Linked DNA regions of Homo sapiens: region 1 is linked to region 2. A link is a loop called in an ENCODE intact Hi-C map of the cell type or tissue named here. Cell type or tissue: PC-9. All regions are shown on one strand. Each heading gives the region's core, and the rest is flanking DNA. Links, peaks and the distances in the headings are about the cores only. Region 1 has its middle 39 kb from the start of PDGFB. Region 2 has its middle 31 kb from the start of SNORD83B.

What was found. Hi-C counts contacts between places; a loop is a spot of excess contacts. Peaks named below come from ENCODE experiments on the same cell type or tissue, not always from the same donor. Only the 100,000 strongest peaks of a DNase experiment are listed, where the experiment ranks them.
Region 1: a loop joins it to region 2, with 5 times the contacts of the local background. A loop is called at or near these places in 3 of 110 quality-filtered maps.

The regions. Positions count from the first base shown.
Region 1 is chr22:39,199,820-39,211,650 of GRCh38, reverse strand. No RefSeq gene overlaps it. Among named protein-coding and RNA genes, the nearest start is that of PDGFB, 39 kb to the left of the region's middle. RefSeq lists enhancers at 1,772-2,272, 5,695-5,744, 5,717-6,656. In PC-9, for the core only: no CTCF peak of the experiment used is centred there; DNase peaks (open chromatin) are centred at 4,197 and 6,150; H3K27ac peaks cover 510 bases.
Region 2 is chr22:39,277,488-39,289,318 of GRCh38, reverse strand. No RefSeq gene overlaps it. Among named protein-coding and RNA genes, the nearest start is that of SNORD83B, 31 kb to the left of the region's middle. RefSeq lists enhancers at 7,116-7,615, 10,690-11,449 and a silencer at 11,434-11,608. In PC-9, for the core only: no CTCF peak of the experiment used is centred there; DNase peaks (open chromatin) are centred at 4,597, 4,888, 5,638 and 6,188; H3K4me3 peaks cover 865 bases; H3K27ac peaks cover 2,590 bases.

The DNA.
Region 1 (11,831 bases), core at 1,910-9,909, 78 kb after region 2:
TTTAAAATTTTTTTTTCTTTTGAGAAGGAGGCTTGCTCTGTTGCCCAGTCTTGCTGTGTCGCCCAGGCTGGAGTGCAGTGGCGCGATCTCGGCTCACTGTAATCTCCACCTCCTGGGTTCACACCATTCTCCTGCCTCAGCCTCCCTAGTAGCTGGGACTACAGGCGCCTGCCACTGTGTCCGGCTACTTTCTTGTGTATTTTTAGTAGAGACAGGGTTTCACCATGTTGGCCAGGCAGGTCTCGAACTCCTGACCTCAAGTGATCCGCCTGCCTCGGCCTCCCAAAGTGCTGGGATTAAAGGCATGAGCCACCACACCCAGCCTACATTTCCACATGATTTTAGAGGGAACAAACATCCAAACTATATCAACGTACAATGGAATATTATTTAACCTTCAAAAGGAAGGAAATCCTGGGATATGCTGCAACATGGAAGAACCTTAAGGACATTCTGCTAAGTGAAAGAAGCCATTCACAAAAGTGCCAGTGCTGTATGATTCCATCATATGATATAATTAGATTAGTCAAAATTATAGAGACAAAAAGTAGAATGGTGGTTGCCAGAGGCTGGGAGGGGGGATTGCGGAGTTAGCGTTTAATGGATACAGAGTTTCAGTTTTACAAAATGAAAATAGTTCTGGAGACAATGGGGGCGATGGTCACGCAACATTATGAATGTACTTAATACTACGAACTGTACACTTAAAACAGTTACAATGGCACATTTTTTTTTTTTTTTAGACAGAGTCTCCCTCTGTCGCCCAGGCTGGAGTGCAGTGGCCCAATCTCGACTCACTGTAACCTCCATCTCCCGGGTTCAAGCAATATTTCTGCCTCAGCCTCCCGAGTAGCTGGGACTACAGGCACACGCCACCACCCGTCTAATTTTTGTATTTTTCATAGAGACAAGGTTTCACCATATTGGCTAGGCTGGTCTCGAACTCCTGACCTTGTGATCTGCCTGCCTCAGCCTCCCAAAGTGCTGGGATTACAGGCATGAGTCACTGCACCTGGCTTACAATGGTAAATTTTTTGTTATGTGTATTTTAACACAGTAAGTGCAGGCGCAGTGGCTCACGTCTGTAATCCCTGCATTTTGGGAGGCCGAGGCAGGCAGATCACTTGAGTTCAGGAGTTCAAGACCAGCCAGGGAAACGTGGCGAAACCCTGTCTCTACTAAAAATACAAAAATGAGCCGGGCATGGTGGTGGGCACCTGTAGTCCCAGCTACTCGGGAGGCTGAGGCAGGAGAACTGCTTGAACCTGGAAGGTGGAGGTTGCAGTGAGCCGAGATCATGTCACTGCACTCCAGCCTGGGCAATAGAGTGAGACGCTATCTCAAACAAACAAACAAACAAAAATACAATAAAAAGTTGGGGAAAGAAATAAGAAAAAAAAAAACCTGCTCCTGCAGCTCTCTGGCCAGAAGTGAGGTTTTTCTTCTCTGAATGCATTCAAACATTCTACCCAAGATCTCCTTGAATTAGGAAGGCACTGGGTGCCAAAGTCTGTCTTTGAGGTCAGGATCTGCGCCTGTGCCTCCTAAGGCCTGCCTTGGTGCCTGGGGCCTGCAGACGCTGGACGGATGAAGGAACCAATGGCAGGGGCTCAGCCCATAGCTCTGGGCAAAGCTCTCCAGTGCACAGCGGCCACATGGAGCTCTGCATGGTGCAGTCACCTGTCAGTACCTGGGCACTCAAGTACCCTGACCTGCACACTCAGAGCCAAGAGACGGCAGGTGCAGGTGAGGCGGATGTAACTGACACCCGGCAGCAGCCCCGTGCATTTGAGGCCTCTGGTGACCTGCAGGCGGCAGAGTGGTGAGGAACCCAGGTTTGGGTCTAGGTGCCAGCTCTGCTGTTTGCTAGCTTTGTCTCCTTGTCTGCTAAATTGGCAGAGAATCGTCTCAGCTTTATGAGATTGTGTGAGGATCAAATGGGACTATGCCTGGGAACTGCTTCCTGTGGCAATTTTTGGGAGGGCAGACCCTGCCCAGCAGCCATCCCTCCTTATTTCTCTTGCTAAACAGAGCCCTGGTCTGCTTATGGAACCAGCTGAAATGCTGCGATCTCAGTGCCAGAGGCTGGTCTCATCAGTCCTGGGCATCTGATTCTCCTGGACCGATGGTGGGTCTGAGTGTGGCCATATAACGGCACTCTGGCTAATGAGACATGAGAGGAAGTCTGTGGGGTGTGCAGGGAGGGTGACAGTGGGGACTCATCCTCATCAGAAGACAGAGACTTCCAGGGAGACTGCCCTTTCCTTGTTTCCCTTCTTCCTGCCTTGAATGCAGATGTGACAGTTGGCGGGTCAGCAGCCATTCTGTAGTAATGAGATGATAAGGATGACAAAGAGATTGCAGGAAATCCAGCCCTGCCATCATCAAGGCAAGCGTTACTGCCTCCTGATTTCTTGTTATGGAAGAAAGATTAACGCCTATTTTTCTTCCCTAAACCACTATAAATTGGATTTTTCTTTGACCTGACACCAAACACATTCCTATAGAATTCACTGCCACACAGCCGAGTAAATGTTTGCTTTTACCTGGCTTTTACAACTCTCTGAGCTTCCCACCATCTAGAAGATGAAAGTAGGGTGGGTGAGGTGGCTCACGCCTGTAATCCCAGCACTTTGGGAGGCTGAGGCAGGTGGATCATTTGAGACCAGGAGTTCGAGACCAGCCTGGCCAACATGGTGAAACCCCGTCTCTACTAAAAATACAAAAATTAGCCAGGCATGGTGGCACACGCTTGTAATCCCAGCTACTCAGGAGGCTGAAGCAGGAGAATCACTTGAACCCGGGAGGTGGAGGTTGCAGTGAGCCAAGATTGCACCACTGCACTCCAGCCTGGGCCAGAGAGTGAGACTCTTGTCTCAAAAAAAAAAAAAAAAGAAAGAAAGAAAGAAAGAAAATGAAGGCAGAGACATCTGTCCCCATAGACTATTGTGAGGATTAAAGGAGCTAGGGGCTGTGAAATTACTCTGTGGACTGTGAAGGCTTCAGCTGAGGAGGACTAATGTGGCCTTTCTCCCGGAGACCAGGGCTTCCTTGAGTGAGGATGAAATAAACTGTAGCCAGAGAGAAGAAAGCAACAGGCATGTTTCGGAGCAGAGTCCCGGGCCCAGCTGTCGAGCAGGCCTCACTGCTCCCTCACCTGTTTCTGGGACAGGAGACATGGTTTGAGGGCAGCATGATGGTTGGTCAAGTGCTTGAATTCTGGAGCCCAGCTGTCTCTGCTCCTCCTTAAGCAAGGCCACAGACTGCGTATCCCCTCCTCGGACCCCCACAGCTGCCCACGTGCCCTCATCCCCTCATCAGAGCCCTTGTCCCCACCCTAGGTTGTCATTGCCTGTTTGCCTTGTGCTCCCTGAGACAGGGACTGAGGGTGTCCTCTTCACCCTCACACCTGGCACAGTGAACTTGACCTTGAGGCTGGCCAGACTGCGGCAGGGAAGTGAGTATGGCCAGGGCAGGAGGCAGGACAGGCAGGACCATGTCCTGGGAGAAGGGCGGGGCAGGCTGGGGACATGAGGGTGCAGGGGTGAGGGGTCAGATAGTGGTGACTTTGAGTGCGTGAGAGAGGAGGGGCTCGGTGCCCTGGGTTCTGGCAGGATGGCAAGACCACCTCTCCTCTCCTGAAGAATCAGGCAGTGACTTGGAAGCTGGTTTGGGAGATTGGAGGAGTGACAGCAGGACCATGATCCTGTGGGATGGTACCTGCTACGTACCAAGTCTTGTGTTCGTTCTGGGGATGCAGCTGTGCCCCAGACAAGGATCCTGTCCATGGAAACTCACAGCCTAGCGGCGGAAGAGGGCAACGGAGTGGATGGAGGAATATACCCCTCACACTGAGGTTCAAAGCTGGTAGGTGCCGAAGGGCACTCACTGCAGACCTACTGTGCACCAGCACTACTGAGTCAGGATCTCCGTTCTCTGGGAGCTCAGCTGCAGGGAACAACACTGTGTGTGCATGTTTGCACCCCCTCTCTGTGGGTCTGTGGTGAGTGGCCAGTGTGTGTTCGTGTGTGTACAGCTGTCTGTGGGTGTGGCTGGGAGCTTTTGCACCTGTGAGTATGTCTGTGTTTTGCTGGTAGTATTGTGTGTGTGTGTGTGTGTGTGTGTGTGTAGGAAGGGAGCAGGCATCTGCAGCAGAAGCTGAGGTCTCAGGTCTTGGGGGTTTCTCCCACACACCTGCCCCTTGGCCATGGGGTGGGGTGGGGTGCCCCGAACGCCCTGATACTTTGTGGGAAGAAGGCTGGGCACAGCGGGAATGTTTGGTTTCCTGGGTGAAGGCGGAGCTGGCCGTCTTCCCATGACAGATGTAGGAATGTTTCTGCTATTCAAGGCGGAAGCAGGGGTGTGGGGGCCGCCTGAGGCCTGCCCCAGCCCTGCTCCAGGCCACCTGTCTATGGCCTGGGAAGCAGCTGGGCACTGCTAGGGAGAAGCTTCTAGACCCAGGGCTGACCCTACTCTCCAAGCCCCATCTCCCCAGGAGGCTCAGGTCAGGCCCAATTCACCTCCCTCCCAGCCCCCCAGGACAGGAGAGGAGAATGGAGTCCAGGGTTCAGCCCAGAGGAGGACTCCCATGAGGAGGGGGCTTTGAGGAAATGGGGATATTGGGCGTCTTTCCCTGGCAGCTGAGTTGGGGGCAGCAACAGGGGAACAGCGGGGAAGCATCCTTAGAGGTCCCCCCATCAGTCAGCCCAGCTGCAGACAGCCTCAGGGTACCCTCATTTTCTTTTCTGAGTCCTGGTATAATAGAGCTTCAGAAGAGTCAGCAATGGCAAATTCCTCAAATGGGGAAACTGAGGCAGGGGTGGGGTGCTGACTTGGCCAGGTCGCCCCACCCCCAGCAGTCCTGACCCCAGACCCCCAGCTCTCCCAGCGCACCTGCCGCTCACTCCATGGAGGTTATGGCCCGGGTGGGGTACAGGTAACATGACCACCAAAATCAGCGGTGACCTGGCCTCCACCCTCTGGAAGCTAGCGCTCCAGAACCCCCAGCCCCTCCCTGGGTTTCAAATCCTGCCTTGCCCCTTCCAGGCTTCCGTCTGTGAAGCCAAGTGACTCTTCCCACTCTGTCTACACAGCCTTCCCAGGGATTGCATGTAAAGAACCAGGTGAAGGTTGGGCACAGTGGCTCATCCTTCAGTCCCAGCACTTTGGGAGGCCAAGGCTGGTGGATTGCTTGAGGCCAGGAGTCTGAGACAAGCCTGAGCAACATGGAGAAACCCCATCTCTACAACCGAAAAAAAAAAAAAAAAAAAAAGAGCGTGGTGGTACATTCCTGTAATTCTAGCTACTTGGGAGGCTGAGGCAGGAGGATCACTCAAGCCCAGGTGATTGAAGCTGAAAAAAAAAAAGCGTAGGTTGGGCGCGGTGGCTCATGCCTGTAATCCCAACACTTTGGGAGACTGAGGTGGGCAGATCACCTTAGGTCGGGAGTTCGAGACCAGCCTGACCAACATGGAGAAACCCCATCTCTACTAAAAATACAAAATTAGCTAGGTGTGGTGGCACATGCCTGTAATCCAGCTACTCGGGAGGCTGAGGCAGGAGAATTGCTTGAACCAGGGAGGCAGAAGTTGCGGTTAGCCAAGATCGCGCCACTGCATTCCAGCCTGGGCAACAAGAGCGAAACTCTGTCTGAAAAAAAAAAAAAGGCCTGGGTATTTGAAGACTTTGTGTCTAGGCCAGGGATGTGTTGGGGCCAGGTGGTTATTGGTGATTGCTGGCTGCAGTCTGAACAACCCACATCCCCCACGAAGCCACTGGGAGGCTGTGGGTGGTGACTGGGGGGTGTCCCGGGGTGTGGTGTCGTGGTATTATGTTTGTGAGGGCATCACTTTCCCCCACTGCATCTTAGTGGCTTCCTCCCCTCCAGCTGGAACCTGGGTCCAGCAGGCGGGGAAAGAGCCCACAGGGAGGGGAGCTTGTGAGAGAAGGAGGGCCTTGGTGACTTGGTGCTGATGTGCCTTGTTTTCCGGGCTGGCACAGGCAGGACACCCTGGATCCCCAGCCCTGACCCTGATTGTCCCTCAGGCCCCAGCTGGACCCAAAGTCACTTTCTTAGGTTTGGCTTTGAGACATCTCTTCTCCCTCTCCCTTTTACTGTCTCTCCCCTACCCTGAAGATCAGAGAGGAGGGAGGTGCCTGTGAGTCACCTTGTGACTCACAGGAGGGCACAGCCAGGGTCTGGGGCGGGAGTGTGTGCAGTTGTCCAGTGTGCATGTGCATGTGTGTGTGCACGGTCAGCATGTGTGCATAGGCAAATGTTCATGCATGTATGCTTGTGTGCACCTGTGCATGTTTTGTGAGGGGGCTGAGCTGGGGGAGGGGGAGAAGACATGCCTTGGCTTTCTCACCTTTAAAATGCATGAGCTCTGGCCGGGCGCAGTGGCTCAGGCCTGTAATCCCAACGCTTTGGGAGGCCAAGGTGGGTGGATGACCTGAGGTCAGGAGTTCCAGACCAGCCTGGCCAAAATGGTGAAACCCCATCTCTACTAAAAATAGAAAAAAATTAGCCGGGTGTGGTGGCAGGTGCCTGTAATCCCAGCTACTCGGGAGGCTGAGGCAGGAAAATCACTTGAACCCAGGAGGCGGCCGTGTCAGTGAGCCGAGATCATACCACTGCACTCCAGCCTGGGCGACAGTCTCAAAAAATAAAAATGAAAAAATAAATAAAATAAAATGCATGAGCTCATGGAAGCTGCCCCAACCCGAGGGGGCCACTAAGTCACAGCCAGGACAGGGTGCTTACCTGGAGCAGGTGCATAAGGCTTGGTTATATTGAAAGCGTGAAGAAATATCAAATAGGGGTAGCAAAGCCATTCTGCATTCTAAATAGTTTACATTGATCAAACTAACACTTCTGACACAACTACCATGCAACGGCCATTTGTAGACCCGTGTTTGGGTCTACAAAATCTTGAAAGTTGAAGTAGATCTTTCCTGAATATGAGGCCCAAACTCACAGACCTCCTGGCCTCCGGAGGTTAATAGGACCCTCTGTGTGCAACCAGGAGACCACAGAGGCCGTGGATGAGGGGAAGGCAGGGCGGGGCACTGGCTGCTCAAGCTGGGCTAGGAGCACTGTGGCAAGGACCTCTGTGTCTGTTGCGTTCGTCCCTCTTCCCTCGCCATCTAGAACAGTAGGCTGTTCTAGATGCACAGTAGGCTCCCAACACAGATGGCTGGATCAGTGATGACTGACTGCATGTCCCAGGTATGGAAGATCTCAACTGGGCCATGGCTGCGGGGATGGTGGGAGGGCGCTGGACAGGGAAGCCTGGTTATCATTCCCTCCTGGTGCTGCTGAAGGCCCCCTTTCCTCCAACTTTGACCAAGTGAAGATGGGTGGAGAGCTGACGCCTGGGTTCTAATAGGACAGGTCACTTCCCTTCCCTAAGAATCAGTCCCCTCCCTTGTCTGTAAAACAGGGATGCACCATGTTCCACCTTTGTGGTTTCTGGGCAGCATCAGACCATTCTCTGAGGTCTTCTCTAGCTTCAGGATCCAGAGAAATGGCTTGGGAGGGCTGGGCGCGGTGGCTCATGCCTGTAATCCCAGCGCTTTGGGAGGCCGAGGCGGGTGGATCACTTCAGGTCAGGAGTTTGAGACCAACCTGACCAACATGGTGAAACCCCACCTCTACTAAAAATACAAAAATTAGCTGGGCATGATGGCAGTTGCCTGTAATCCCAGCTACACAGGAGGCGGAGTTTGCAGTGAGTTGAGATTGTGCCGTTGCACTCCAGCCTGGGCGACAGAGCGAGACTCCGTCTCAAAAAAAAGAAAGAAAGAAAAGAAAAGAAAAGAAAAAAGAAAAGGCTTGGGAGAAGGGACTTCTGGAGTAACAGGGGACTTGGAGACAAAAGGAACAGAGGAACAGTTTGTGCCACGAAGACAAAGCATTTCCCAGACGCAGGGGTTTTACAGTAAGAACCCACAGGGTGCGTCTGTGCAATCCCACGTGGATCAACACACGTGGCCCATCCTGACAGTTTTCAAGCCAACCCCACATTTTGGTCTGTGTATTCAATCAGCTATACCTCCCCTCCAGCAAGCTAGGCTGCCGGTCAGCCCCGATTTTTTATCTGAGCACAAGAATGTCCAAGAGTGATGTTCAAATGCCGTAGCAACATTTACATCCAGGGTTCCTGGCTTTTCCCTGTGTTTCCCAGCCAGGTGGCCCTGTAGAGACCCAAACGTTCAGCCACCACAACTGCTTCTTAGAGAACCATGTGGGCTCCTGGTGACTTAGGTACCCACCCTGGTCCTCTCCGGCCATCTGTGTCCTCCTCCACCCTGGAAGTCGGCCAGGATTTGATGTCAGGCTCACCAGTTTACATTTTCTGTTATCAACAACAGTTCCTCCTTTTCAACCTTTCTTTCTTTCTTTCTCTCCTTCCTTCCTTCCTTCCTTCCTTCTCTCTCTCTCTCGCCCGCTCTCTCTCTCTCTTTCTCTCTTTCTTTCTCTCTTTCTTTCTCTCTTTCTTTCCTTGAGACAGAGTCTCATTCTGTGGCCCAGGCTGGAATGCAATGGTGCAATCTCGGCTCACTGCAAGCTCCGCCTCCCAGGTTCAAGTGATTCTCCTGCCTCAGCCTTCCTAGTAGCTGGGATTACAGGCGCCTGCTACAACGCCTGGCTAATTTTTGTATTTTTAGTAGAGACGGGGTTTCACCATGTTGGCCAGGGTGGTCTCAAACTCCTGACTACAGGTGATCTGCCCGCCTTGGCCTCCCAAAGTGCTGGGAGTGAGCCACTGCGCCCGGCCCCTTTTCAACATTTCAAACATTTGCCTGCCTTTGGCGTCTGGCTCCAGTTCCCATTCTCTGAGTTTCCTCCAAGATGATGGCAGTGGTTCCTGGCTCCCTGGCTGCGTCTGGATGCTCTCGGCAGCAACTCGGTCTGTGGAAGCTGGGCATCCTCCGTAGCTTTCAGGGAGTGAAGGCTAAAGGGAGGGGAAGAAGAAGGTGATTCTGACTGAACATTGTTTATTTTGATTGCAGATATTTATTAAAATGGAAAGGCATTGTTTAATCTTCTGTGCCAATGAGAATCCTTCAAGCTGCCTACAACAAAGACCGCTGGGAAGCTGAGGCCAGGAACGTCTGAGCCTAGGAGTTCAAGGCTGCAGTGAGCTGTGATTAGGCCACTGCACTCCACACTGGGTGACAGAGGGAGACCCTGTCTCAAAAAAAGAGAGACTCTTAGCCACATTTCCACATTCCAATTTTTTTTGAGACAGAATCTCACTCTGTCACCCAGGCTGGAGTGCAGTAGCGTGACCTCGGCTCACTGCAACCTCTGCCTCCCGGTTTCAAGCAGTCCTCCTGCCTCAGCCTCCCAAGTAGCTGGGAGTAGAGGCTAATCTTTGTATTTTTAGTAGAGACACGGTTTCACCATGTTGGCCATGGCTGGTCTCAAACTTCTGGCCTCAAGCAATTTGCCCACCTCACCTCTCAAAGTGCTGGAATTATAGGTGTGAGCCACCGTGCCCAGCCTTTTAGATTTCAATTTATTTATTTATTAATTATTATTATTATTTTTTGAGATGGAGTCTCACTCTTGTTGTCCAGGCTGGAGTGCAGTGGCGTGATCTTGGCTCACTGCAACCGCCATCTCCCAGGTTCAAGTGATTCTCCTGCCTCAGCCTCCCGAGTAGCTGGGATTACAGGCGCCCACCGCCACACTCGGCTAAGTTTTGTATTTTTTAGTAGAGACGGAGTTTTGTCATGTTGGCCAGGCTGGTCTCAAACTCCTGACCTCAGGTGATCCACCCGCCTTGGCCTCTCAAATTGCTGGAATTACAGGCGTGAGCCACCGCACCTGGCCAGATTTCAGTTTAAATTCTACTGTGGATATAGAATATCAGATCTTGTCATCGAGAAACTTTTTTAAATTAAACTTTTTATTTTGAGATAATTGTGGATTCACATGCAGTTGTAAGAAATAACACAGAGTGATCTTGTGTATCCTTTACCCAGTTTCCTGCAATGGTAAATAACATCTTGCAAACCTATAATAAGATGTCATAACCAGATTAACATCGACTCGGAACATTTCCGTCACCATGAGGATCCCTCCAGGCATCCTTTTATGGCCACGCCCACTTCCCTCCAAGCCCAGCTCCTCCTCAGCACCTGGCAACCCACGGCTCTGTTCTCCATTTCTGTAATTGTGTCATTTCAAGAATGTTATATAGGCCGGGAGCGGTGGCTCAAGCCTGTAATCCCAGCACTTTGGGAGGCCGAGGCGGGTGGATCATGTGGGGTCAGGAGTTCCAGACCAGCATGGCCAACATGGTGAAACCCCGTTTCTACTAAAAATACAAATATTAGCCGGACATGGTGGTGGGCGCCTGTAATCCCAGCTACTCAGGAAGCTGAGGCAGGAGAATCCCTTGAACCTGGGAGGCGGAAGTTGCAGTGAGCCGAGATCGCGCCACTGCACTCCAGCCTGGGTGACAGAGACAGACTTTGTCTCTAAATAAATACATAGAATGTTGTGTAAATGGAAGCATACAGCGTGTAAACTTTTGGGATTGGCTTTTCTCACTCAGCGCAGTTCTCTGGAGGGTCATCCGGGAGTCGTGTGTATCAACAGTTCATTCTTTTTTATTGCTGAGTAGTTTTCCATCGCCTGAATGTTCTACAGTTTGTTTAACTCTTCATTTGTTGAAGGACATCTGGGTTGCTTCCAGTTTTGAGCTATTATGACTAAAGCTGCTATAAACATTCCCGTACAGGTTTTTGTGTGAACATAAGTTTTCATTTCCCTGGGATAAATGCCCAGGAGTGCAACTGCTGGGTTGTATGCATGGTTCTTGCACGTTTAATTTTTAAAGAAATTGGCAAACTGTGGCCGGGCATGGTGGCTCACGCCTGTAATCCCAGTGCTTTGGGAGGCCGAGGCAGGTGGATCACGAAGTCAGGAGATCGAGACTATCCTGGCTAACATGGTGAAACCCCGTCTCTACTAAAAATACAAAAAATTAACCGGGCGTGGTGGCGGGCGCCTGTGGTTCCAGCTACTCCGGAGGCTGAGGCAGGAGAATGGCGTGAGCCTGCGAGGCGGAGCTTGCAGTGAGCCAAGAACGCGCCACTGCACTCCAGCCTGGGCCACAGAGTGAGACTCTGTCTCAAAAAAAAAAAAAAAAAAAAAGGAAATTGGCAAACTGTTTTCCAGAGTGGCTGTACCATTTTACACTCCCACTAGCAATGTATAAGTGATCCAATGTGCCAACATTGGGTGGTGTCACGGTTTTTTCTTTCAGCCATTCTGATAGGTGTATAATGCTGTCTCATTGTGGTTTTCATTTGCGTTTCACTAATGGTTAATGATGTTGAACATATTTTCATGTGCTTATCTGTCATTTGTATACCCTCTTTGATGAAATGTACCTTCGTGTCTTTTGCCCATTTTCTAATTGGATTTTTTTCTTTTTTTTTACTGTTGAGGTTTGAGAGTTCTTTATATGTTCTAGGCTCTTTGTCAGACAGCGGTTTGCAAATATTGTCTCCCAGTCTGTAGTTTGTCTTTTCATCCTCTTAGCAGAGTCTTTCACAGAAAGAAAGTTTTAAATTTTAATGAAGTCCATTGTATCAGTCTTTCCTTTTATGGGTCATAATTTTGGTGTCAAGTGTGAGAACCGTATGCGTAGCCCTAGATTTTAAATATTTTCTCCTGAAAGTTTTATATTTTTACATTTTACATTTAAGTTCATGATCCATTTGAGTTTGTTTTGTGTAAAGTGTGAGACTTAGTTTGAGGTTCCTTTTGTTTTTCTTTTTGCCTATGGTTGTCCAATTGCTCCAACAATCTT
Region 2 (11,831 bases), core at 2,058-10,057:
TGGAGGAGGCTGGGGAGGTTCTTGCTGAGCAGCAGTGGGACAGGCCACATGGTTCCTAATTCAGGAGGTGACCCTGGCCAAGCCCTTTCTTCTCTGTCAGCCTCGGTTTCCCTATTGATAAAAAAAGGGGTTGGAGACCCAGTGTGGTGGCTCATGCCTGTAATCCCAGCACTTTGAGAGGCCGAGGTAGGTGGATCACTTGAGGTCAGGAGTTTGAGACCAGCCTGGCCAACATGGTGAAACCCCGTCTCTACTAAAAGTACAAAAATTAGCCGGGCGTCGTGGCGGGCGCCTGTAATCCCAGCTACTCAGGAGGCTGAGGCAGGAGGATCACTTGATTCCAGGAGGCAGAGGTTGCAGTGAGACGAGATTGTGCCACTGCATTCCAGCCTGGACAACAGAGCAAGCCTCTGTCTCAAAAACAAAACAAAACCCCAAAATGAGGGGTTGGGATCTGTGACTGCCCAGGACCCTTGAGGAGCCTGTCATGGGCAAGTGGGCCGCTGGTACCAGGCAGAGCTCCCAGTCCACTGTCCCCCACTCCCTAGCCCTGCCATGCTCCAAGGTGCCCAGCTCCTACCCGGAGCAAGTGCTGGGCTGGGAACGTCGGCCATCACCTCGCCATTGACTCAGGGAGGCTCACCATCTGGAGGCCTGAGGATGCCACAGCAACTTCCAGCCTGGTCAGCAGGGCAGGTATCAGAGGCGTCCACCCTGCCATGCTGACGATTTCCACCTCATTGCCGAGGGGCCCCCTGGGCCTCCCAGAAAACTGGAGTCATTGACCCTGGGAGGCAGAGGATCTTTGAAGACAACTTGTCTTCTGGGATTTTAGAACTTTTTGAAAGTTAAAATGAGGTCAGACACAGTGACTCATGCCTGTAATCCCAGCACTTTGGGAGGCTGAGGTGGGAGGATCGCTTGAGGCCAGGAGTTCCAGACTAGAATGGGCAACATAGTGAGACCCTGTCTCTAAAATAATTTTAAAAATTAGCCAAGCGTGGTGGTGCATACCTGAAATCCTAGCTACTTGGGAGGCTGAAGAGGGAGGATCGCTTGAGCCCAGGAGTTTGAGACCAGCCTGGGCAACAGAGTGAGACTCCATCACTACAAAAAATAAATTAAAGAAAATTAGCCGAGTGTGGTGGCGAATGTCTATAGTTTCAGCTACTCAGCAGGGCTGCGGTGGGAGGATCATTTGAACCCAGGAGGCCAAGGCTGCAGTGAGCCATGACTGTGCCACTGCACTCCAGCCTGGGTAACAGACACCCTGTCTCAAAAAAAAAAAAAAAAAAAATTAACCCATTTATGCCTTAAGTTGCAATTTTTAAAACTTTTGCAATCAGACCTTGGCAATGACCTTGAGAAGGAGGACAGAAATAATTCCCAATAATGGAACACTAGGCATAAATGAAATGATACACAAATAATACACAGGTCCAGAAACACACCCTCCTTGCAGCAGGACCAAATGATGGAGAAGACACATTGGCCTTCCACATTGTTGTGGGTTGAAAAGGATCTCCCCAAAATTCATGTCTATTCTGCACCTCAGAACGTGACCTTATTTGGAATAAGGATTTTTGCAGATGTAATTAGAGTATGGATCTCAGAATGAGGTCACCCTGGGTTGGGGTGGATCCTAAATCCAGTTAGAGTGTTCTTACAAGAGAAAGGGATGGGAGATTTGCAAACAGAGACTCAGGAGAGGAAAGGGCCCTGTGAAGTCAGAGGCAGGGATTGAACAGTGCGGTCACAGGCCAAGGAACCCGGGAGTCCCCAGAAGCTGAAAGATTGCCCCCTGGAGCTGTGGAGGCAGCATGGCCCTGTAGACACCTTGATTTTGGACTTCTAGCCTCCAGAGCTATGAGAATAAATGCCTGTTATTTCCACCACCAAGTGTATGGTAATTTATTACAGGAAACCAGTAGACACCTGCCCCACGGCCCTGCTCCGTCTGCAGCTCCTCCCTCCAGGGTTCCTCTCTGCTCTCCACACATGACTGTGGCATGCTGAATGCAGAAGTTTTGTTTTGAAATGTGGTGTTTTGAATGCAGAAGTTTTGTCTGTTGAATGCAGAAGTTTCATAGGCACATACCAGACGCGGTGTTCCGTAAACGTTCCATAAATTGCTCTGGCCATTGGTGCAGATGGGGGCAGCTCCCAGTTTTCCTTGGTTACACAAGAAGCCACTGTGAACACTTTTGCCTTGTCTCTTCTGCACATGCTTGATGACTTCTGGAGGCTGGAAGATTCCTTAGAAGGAGAATTGCTGGGTCAAAGGGTAAGCCCGTTTGCAATTTGACTGATGCTGTCAAATAGAGTCAAAACAGAAACTCAGAATCTTAAGAAGGAGAGAAGGTTTGGTGCAGTGGCTCATGCCTGTAATCCTTGCACTTCGGGAGGCCAAGGTGCAAGGATCGCTTGAGCCCAGGAGTTTAAGGCCAGTCTGGGCAACACAGGGAGACCTCGTCTCTATAAAAAATACAAAAGTTAGCCAGGTGTGGTGGCGCATGCCTGTAGTCCCAGCTACTTGGGAGGCCGAGGTGGGAAGATCACTTGAGCTCAGGAGTTCACAGCTGCAGTGAGCCATGGTTGCACCACTGCTATTCAGCCTTGGTGACACAGTGAGACCCTATCTCAAAATAAATAAATAAATAAGAAAAAGAGAAGCAGGGAAACAGACTTTTGGATTTTACAGCATGGGACACTTCCAACCCCAGAATTATAAAACTTCAGGAGAGGGGACCTCAGGAGAACATCTATTCTGGGGTCTCACTTCAGGACCCAGGAGTGACATCTTCCAAGCCCTGTCTGGGTTTCTGTTTCCCTGGAATGGGCTTGGAGAAAGCAGAGGAGATAGGACCCAGGAGCCTGGAACTCTGGGGCTCCAAGGGAGCTCTGGCAGGGGGTGAGTGAAATGCCTTCCCCACCTGGGCACCCAGCTCTTCTACCCAGAGGCTGCCCCTTTCCAGCCGAGGTGCCAGGCCAGCTGGGCCTCTGTAGCTGCACACAGTGGCCCCTCTGTGCTTGGCACACACACACAAAAATGTGAACAGAGCCTGTAATCCCAGCACTTTGGGAGGCCGAGGCAGGTGGATCCCTTGAGACCAGGAGTTCAAGACCAGCCTGGAGAACATGGTTAAACTCCGTCTCTACAAAAAATACGTGAAAAAAGAAATTAGCTGGGTGTGGTGGTGCATGTCTATGGTTCCAGCTACTGGGGAGGCTGAGGTAGGAGGATTGCTTGAGCTGGGGTGGTTGAGGCTGCCATGAGCCAAGATTGTGCCTCTGCCCTCCAGCTTGGGTGACAGAGTGAGACCATCTCAAAAAAAAAGAAAGAAGAAAGAAAGAAGAAGAAAGAAAGAGAGAGAGAGAAAAAAAGAAAGAAAGAAAGAAAAAAGGAAAGAAAAGGAAAAGAAAAGAAAAAAGCCAGGTACGGCAGCTCACGCCTGTAATTACAGCATTTTGGGAGGCCGAGGTGGGCAGATCACAAGGTCAGGAGTTCAAGACCAGCCTGGCCAACATAGTGAAATCCCATCTCTACTAAAAATACAAAAAAAAAAAAAAAAAAAAAAATTAGCCGGGTTTGGTGGTGGACACCTGTAATCCCAGCTACTGGGGAGGCTAAGGCAGGAGAATCACTTGAACCTGGAAGGCAGAGGTTGCAATGAGCCGAGATAGTGCCACTGCACTCCAGCTCGGACAACAGTGTGAGACTGTCTCAAAAAAAAAAAAAAAAAAAAAAAGAAAGAAAGAAAAAAATGTAAAGGAAATGAGCAGGGGTGGGTGGGGTGGTCTATGGTCTGCACTAGGCTGACTTGTGGCCCTGGCTGGAGTTCTGAGGTCTGGAACAGGGCAGGAGGCTCTGCATTAGATACTGGTCGCCTGCCTTGGAGTCCCCTCCATTCTTATTCTGGTGGTTTTAGAACATGCTCTTCCCCCAATTATTTGACACTCCTCTTCTTGAAAGATGGGAGTCTATGTCCTTTTTCCTTGAATCTGGGCTCCGTGGATGCTTGATCAATATGTTGCCAGTGAGGCTGTGTCAGTTTCTGGACCCAGGCCATAAAAAACTGCAACTTCTACTTCCCACCTCTTGGGACTCAGCCACCATGCTGTGAGGAAGCTCAACAGCCCCATGGAAAGGCCGGTGTGGGAAGGAACAGAGGACCCTCTACCCCTGCCAGCTGTCAGCCCCAGTAGAGCCAATGGGACCTCCAGCTCCCACTCAAGTTGCCCCAGCTGATGCCTCATAGAGCAGTGCTGTGCCTTCTTGCGGCATCTGGCTTGACTTGCAGATCTGTGAGAGAAACAAATGATTGCTCTTGTTTTAAGCCACTAAATTTTGGGATCATTTGCAGCATAGCAATGGATAACTGGAACACCCTCCATGACCAACAAAGTCGCCACCAGTGCCTGCAGGCTGGGTTAAGAACACGGGCTTTGGGATCAGACTCACCAGCCATATGTCAAGGCCCGTCTTTGCCTCAAGGGCTTCATCTGCACATGGTGACCGTAGTAGGACTCGCCTCATAAGGTTGTCATGAGGATGAAATGAGATGACACACATGGAGTCTGGTGCCGAGGAAGTGTGTGGTAAATAGGAGCGTGACAAGGGTTTACCGCCATGGTTGTTATTTCCCTAAGCAGAGAAAATTACTCAGTCTAGGCTGGGTTCATTCAAACAGGCATGTCCTTCCCTGCTTGCTCCTTCGAAGACCCCCTCCTCCAGGAAGCCTTCCCTGACCACCCTACACTGGGCCGCCACTCCTCTGTGCACCTCCAGCCCTCTGTGCTACACCTGAAAGAACAAGAGTCCCATTGTGCTCGTTGCCTGTTTACAGCTGCCAGAATGGGACATCCCTGAGGGCATCATTAGCAGAGCCAGCAAGGAATGGAATTCTCTAAAGCTGGCACTCGATGTGTGCACACATAGGCCGGGACCCGGGGCTGCTTATGTTGCTGAGTGACGCTCAGCCAGCTGGTGTCCCCGAAGTGTACACCTGGGTGGGCCTTATATGCAGGCCTCTGTGTATGTTGGCGTGCCTGTGGGAGGTGGGTGTGCACATGTTTGTACACATGTGAATAGCAGTTGGTGTGTCTGCGTAAAGGCAGGTGGAGTGAGCGTGTCTCTGTACACAGATGTAGGCACATGCTCATGTGCACACCACTGCACATTCACGCTCATGTGTATGCTCGTGCAGTTGTAGGAGTGTTCTTGTGCATGGGTGTGTCCACATGTGTGTGCCTTCATACTGGTGCGTGCCCTGTGTGCCAGGCTGGGCTGTATGGTAGGAATGTAGGGTACCAGCTGCTACATCTGGGGCCCACTCGGGAACTAAGAATAGCCCATGCCCAGCCCTGTCCCGCCGGGCAGGGGGCCGCGGGCAAGCTCCACGGGGGCACCCCAGCCAGGCTGTTGGCCTCATCCCTTCTTGGGCCGACGCGCTGCCTGCCCTGCCCTGCCCTGCCCTGCCTGGGGCTCCCATGAGCTCATGCACACCCTGCCCAACCAGGTCAGGGAGGGGGTTGGGAGGTCCAGAGTCGTGCCTGCTAGGCCGAGGCCCTGCCCACGTTCCAGCGGCTGGACACCAGCAAGGCCTGATAAGGTCAAGTGTGGAGTAGGGTCCGCCCCCTCCCTCCGGCCAGGGACAGCCGGGCGGACATGAGTCAGCACAGGGGGCATCAGGCAGCCCGGGCCTGACCACTGGCTGGTGATGGGGCAGGCCTGGGGGTGGGACCGCCTCCCTGGACAGGCCAGGGGCTGGCCAGGAGGAATCACCTGCCGGGTCGGCCAAGCCCTGACCTCATTCTCCACCTTGAGGAACCCCACCTCCACTTCCGCCCAGAAAGCCCCTCTGGAGTCCCCTGGCTGGCTTCCTGCCCTGGCCTGGTCATTGCTGGGCCTCAGGAGGGCTGATGGCCACCCCTGCAGAAGGGCATTTCCAGGCTTAGCTACACGGCCCCAAGGGTTCCATATGCCCCTTCCTCGGGAAGTCCTCCCTGCTTCCCCAGGCTGGATGGAGTGGGGGTGGGGCTCTGAGATCCCAGCTCCCTCTTGGAGCCCCTCTCTCTACAAAGTCAAAGCCTGTTTACTCGTGTCCAGACCTGAGCTTCTTAAGGGCCAGGAAGTGTGTCATTTCCATCTCTGTTTACATCTTGCTCCCTCGCTGGGTCCCCAGCACAGCCCAGGAGGGGTCATTGTTGTCTTCCTTTACAGGGGAGGACTCTGAGGCCTGGCATGGATGGTGACTGGCTCACAGTCCCCAGCCAAGGGGTGGCCAGTGTGGAGGCTGTTCCCGGATGTCCTGCTTTCCCCATCACTGTGCCACTGTGATCCTTCCTCCTGGAGCCCCTGACCTCAGAGGCTCTGATGACCCAGCCCAAGCACCCATGACTGATTTTTCATTCTGTGAGCCTGGTGCGTGTGCAGCTTGGGCTGGGCCTTCCCTGGAGCTCAGCTCCACAGGGCAAGCCAGGCAGGGCCTGACACGCTGATCACAGCTGAGCGTCAGGGTGGAGTCTCCCGCTGTGTCCTTTGCCCCCCTGCAGGGCCCTGCCAAGAGGAGAGGAGAGGGCACCAGCTTGGCATAGGGAGAGCGCGTTGTGAGGGAGGGACCATCAGATGCTCCATTTAACAGATGAGGACACTGAGGCTCAGAGAGGGGATGTGATGTCCCCGAGGTCCCACAGTGAGGAACGGCCTAGGCAGGTCTTAGGAAACACCCCCTCGTGCTCATGGACACGCTCGTGGCACTGTGTGTCATAGTGAAAGAGGAAAAATGGCCCTGGACGCCTGCCAGTACTCTGTGAGCACCCTCCGCACAAAGGGACACGCAAGAGGGGGCTGGATCCGTGCTGACCAGGTGGGGCTCCATACCAATGAAGAAGCACACTTTCCAACACTTCAACACGGTCGGGCACGGGGGCTCACACCTGTCATCCCAGCACTTTGGGAGGATGAGGCAGGCGGATCATCTAAGGTCAGGAGTTTGAGATCAGCCTGGCTAACATAGTGAAAGCCTGTCTCTACTAAAAATACAACAAGTAGCCAGGTGTGGTGGTGCACACCTGTAGTCCCAGCTACTTGGGAGGCTGAGGCAGGAGAATCGCTTGAACCTAGGAGGTGGAGGTTGCAGTAAGCCGAGATCACGCCATCGCACTCCAACCTGGGTGACAAGAGCAAAATTCCATCTCAAAAAAAAAAAAAAGTAGCCAGGCGTGATGGTGCACGCCTGTGGTCCCAGCACTCAGGAAGCTGGGGTGGAAGGATCGCTTGAGCCTGGGAGGTCAAGGCTGCAATGAGCCGTGATTGTGTCACTGCACTCCAGCCTGGGTGACAGAGTGAGACTCAGTTCAAAACAAAACAAATGTACATTCAGAGGAAAGTGTTTTTGAGCCCACACTGTAACTGCGTTAGTTTCCTATCAGTTTCCTATTGCTGCTGTGAGGAATGACCACAAATGTAGCGGTTTAAAATAACAGGGATGTGAGCTCTTACAGCTCTGGAGGTCGGAAGTCTGAAGTGGGTCTTGTGGGCTAAAGTCAAGGTGCGGGCAGGGCCTGTGCCTTCATGGGCCCTCCTTTGGCTTTGCAGCTCCTAGAGGCCGCTCGCATTCCTTGGCCTGCAGTTCCTTCCTCCCCTCAAAGCCAGCAGCACAGCGTCTTCCACTCCCTCTGACCCTGACACTTGCTCTTCCGCCTCCCTCTTGCACATCCAGGGATTCTTGTGATTGTGCTGGGCCCACCCAAATCATCCAGGATGATCTCCTTATTTTATGTTCAAGGTGCTGGGAACACAACACAGTGGGTAACACAACAGACACAGTCCTTGTCTCGTGGGAGACAGACAGTAATTCACATGTAGCCCTGTGACACGTCTGGAAGGGTAGATGCTGGGGAGCAAAGTGAAGCAGAGGAGGGGGATGGAGAGCAGTGGGGAGCCTCATCTGCATAGTATGACTCCTTTCCAATGAGAATGGATTTGCCATATTTGCATATTTCTTTTTCTTTTTTTTTTTTTTTGATATCGCTTTGTCACCCGGGCTGGAGTGCAGTGGTGTGATCTCTGCTCACTGTCTCCTAGGTTCAAGAGATTCTCTTGCCTCAACCTCCTGAGTAGCTGGGATTACAGGCCTGCGCCACCACGCCCAGCTAATTTTCTGTATTTTTATTTTTTATTTATGTATTTATTTTAATTTTTTTTTTCCAAGACGGAATCTTGCTCTGTCACCCAGGCTGAAGTGCAGTGGCACGATCTCGGCTCACTGCAACCTCTGCCTCCCAAGTTCAAGCAATTCTCCTGCCTCAGCCTCCCAAGTAGCTGGGATTACAGGCACCTGCCACCACGCCCAGCTAATTTTTTGTAATTTTAGTAGAGATGGGGTTTCACCATGTTGGCCAGGCTGGTCTCAAACTCCTGACTTCAGGTGATCTGCCCATCTCGGCCTCCCAAAGTGCTGGGATTCAGGTGCGAGCCACCACGCCTGGCCCTATTGGCATATTTCTTCTATAACCCAAAGCAGGTCTAGGTGACTCTGAATAACAGCACAGTTTATCTTCCTGCCCATTGGCTGCGTGACTTTAACCTAATGGTCTAATCTCTCTGGTCTCTTCACAGGAGGAGTCAATGGGGTGCCAAACTCTTCCTGGCGATGCTGTGAGATGCCCAAGGGGACACCTTGTGTTCTCTGGGTATCCTGCCTGCGAATCTTACCTTGGGCAGGAAGTACCGAGGGACTCCCAGGCACAGGCTCCATGGGGCGGGCGGGGGTGTATGTGTAGCCCCCAGCTGCACCGGAGGTTCAGGGGTGGAAATGACTCTGGATGGAGCCCAGATGGTCTTTGGACCTGGGATGGGACCATTCCCAGAAGGAATCCAGCTGCTCCAAGCCCAGCTGGGTAGGCAGGAGTGTGGTGGTGCCATTGGGGCCAGAACCGCCCCACTAGCTCACCAGAGGGAACTGGAGAATGAGCCTGGGGCCTGGGGCCTGGGTTGGGCTGTGACAGATCCCAGGCTGTGGATCCTCAGCTGAGAAACGGGAGGGCCTGGGGAGGAGCAGGGGTGGGCCTAGGACCTGACCCCCAAGCTCCAAACAGGCTTCCATAACTTCTGGTTGTGTGACTCAGTTTCCTCATGTGTAGACAGGGATTGTAACTTTTTCCCATTCTGGGGTGGTTGTGAGGACCAAGTGTACTTGTGCACACAGGGGTGGGTGGGGATTTGCAGGGTGGTTGGCACACGGGGGGTCCCATCCAGGCTTAATTCCCCTCCCCAATTCTCTCCAGCTCCCAGGGAGTTGGCTCTGGGCCCCAGAGACACCTGGAAATGCCCCTTCCTGTCCCAGGCTCAGAATGAATTGAGGGAACAATGAAAAACAAACAAAACAACCATTTACTTGCTGAAGAGCGAATATGTTCACATGTCCAAATCATCAAAATACTCAAAGGATATGCAGTGAGAGAGAAGTCCTCCTCCCACCCCGTTCCCCCACCGTTTCTTGAGTATTTGAGTATATTTTCCCAGAGATGCCCTAGGCGGGTACGCGGGGAGATGCATTTGTATTCTCTTCTCCGCCTTAAACACACCCTGTGAATGGCGGAGTTTTTTCTTGGAGAATGGCAGGCATCAGCACAGAAACAGCTTCCTTGAGCTGCGGTGTATGGGTGGGTGTTCCATTGTTATTTGACGAGGCTGTAAAGGGAAGGTTGTTTTTTTTTCAAAGCAAAGGAATAGCTTCATGGAAGCGTCCTTCCTGGAATCTGGAATTCGGAGACGGGCTTGAGTCTGAGCTGGGCTACTTGCCTCTCGGGGACTGCACGTGTTGCTTCCCCTGAGCCTCAGTGTTCTCATCTGCAAGATGCTGCTTGTGGCTGGGCACGGTGGCCTATGCCTGTAATTTCAGCACTTTGAGCTGTCGATGCACGAGGATCGCTTGAGGGCAGGAGTTCAAGACCAGCCTGGGGCCAGGCGCAGTGGCTCACGCCTGTAATCCTAGCACTTTAGGAGACTGAGGCAGGAGGATCACCTGAGGTCAGGAGTTCGGGAGCAGCCTTGGCAACATGGTAAAACCTTGTCTCTACTAAAAACACAAAAATTAGCTGGCATGGTGGCACGTGCCTGTAATCCCAGCTACTCGGAAGGCTGAGGCAGGAGAATCGCTTGAACCCAGAGGTGGCAGTGAGCCAAGATCACACCATTGTGCTTCAGCCTGGGTGACAGAACGTGACTCCATCTCAAAAAAAAAAAAAAAGCCAGCCTGGGAGACATAGTGAGGCCCCATCTCTACCCCTGACCATCCCCCCCAACACCCAAAAAAACAAACTTAGCTGGCCATGGTGCTGTGTGCCTGTAGTCCCAGCTACTCGGGAAGCTGAGGCAGGAGGATTCCTTGAGCCCAGGGGGTCGGAGCTGCAGTAAGCTATGATCACACCACCATACTCCAGCCTGGGTGACACAGCAAGACCCTGTCTCTACCAAAAATAAAAAAAAGTAAAAGATAAAAATAAAAAAGGCAGTGGTTGTACCCATCCAGGAGATAATGTTGCCCGTGGGTAGCCTGCGGGCTGTGCCCCGTTTGTGGATGTGTTTTGCTCATAAAACTTTTCCAAACTCTGGAGATTTCAAATTATAACCCAGATTTCTGGCTTCTCTTGAAAAATCAAAAGTCTGGCCATTGCAGGCTGGAGCCAAGTAGCCACTGCCCGCTTTGGAAGGGCCAGGGGTGCTCCATTTGGCCTCAGGCCTCACCGCGTCCTGTTGCTCACGGACATCCCCCAACCTGGTAGTCCTCCTCCGCAGAAGGGAGTGCTGGGGTTAAATTCATGCAAACAGAATGGGCAGGGTCCCCAGCGCTCGGCACAGGCCCAGCCTCACTCTCTTGCTGGATACTTGGGGTATCTGGGACTCAGTAGCCACAGCCATGGATGATCCAGTCTTGGAAACCCAAGCCCTGAGCAAGCGGCTCCAGAGTGTCTCCTCCACCAGAAGGGAAGCTGAGATGCCGGCACCGTGTCCGGGAAGAGCTCTGGGCTGCAAGCCAGGCGGTTTCATCCCGGGAGGCGGCGGCCGAGGCTTCTTCCCTAGGATGGAGCCGGAAGCCAGGCTCCAGGCACCTGGAGTTCCCATCTCCGGGTCCCCAGGATGTAGATTCCTGCGCACAGCCCCCCACGCCTTCCTTTTCCCTACCTACCTTTGGCAGCCACATCCTGCCTTTCAGGGGTGGACCAGGACTGAAGGGGAGGCAGGGAGGTGGGTGGGATCCCAGGAGGACCTTGGGGACATCCTCTCTTCAGGGTGGTTGCAAACTCTTCTTGGCCCCAGGGTGCCTTGGAGCACAGTTTGAAAACCACTGATGGAGCCCTTTTGCTAGATGGGAAAACAGAGGCCTGCAGTTGGGGGGGTAGGAGGGTCAGAGGCCTGGAGACCTTAGAGTCCCCCCTCCCCAAGTCTACTACAGAGCCCCGGCATGTGGAATTGAAGCTCACTGAGCCCCCAGCCAGTCTCACCCTGCTGTTGTCTGTCCAGAAGACCAGGGAAGTAGTGGGTCTCCTCCTTCTCCAAAACTTGAATTGCCTCCTCTGCCAAGTGCCCACCTTACAGGGTGGTTGTGAGGAGTCAAAGAGATGAGAGTGCAGATAGCAAGAATAAGATCCACGGTAGCTCCTGCCTCCTGGGCTTGAACTGCAGGCTGTCCAGCCTGGACTTGGACGAGCCCATTTTTTACAGCACTTTCTTGGGAGATAATTTACATACCCTAAAATTTACCCACTTAAAGTATATGAGTCAGTGGTTTTGAGTATATTTACAGAGTTGTACAACCATGACC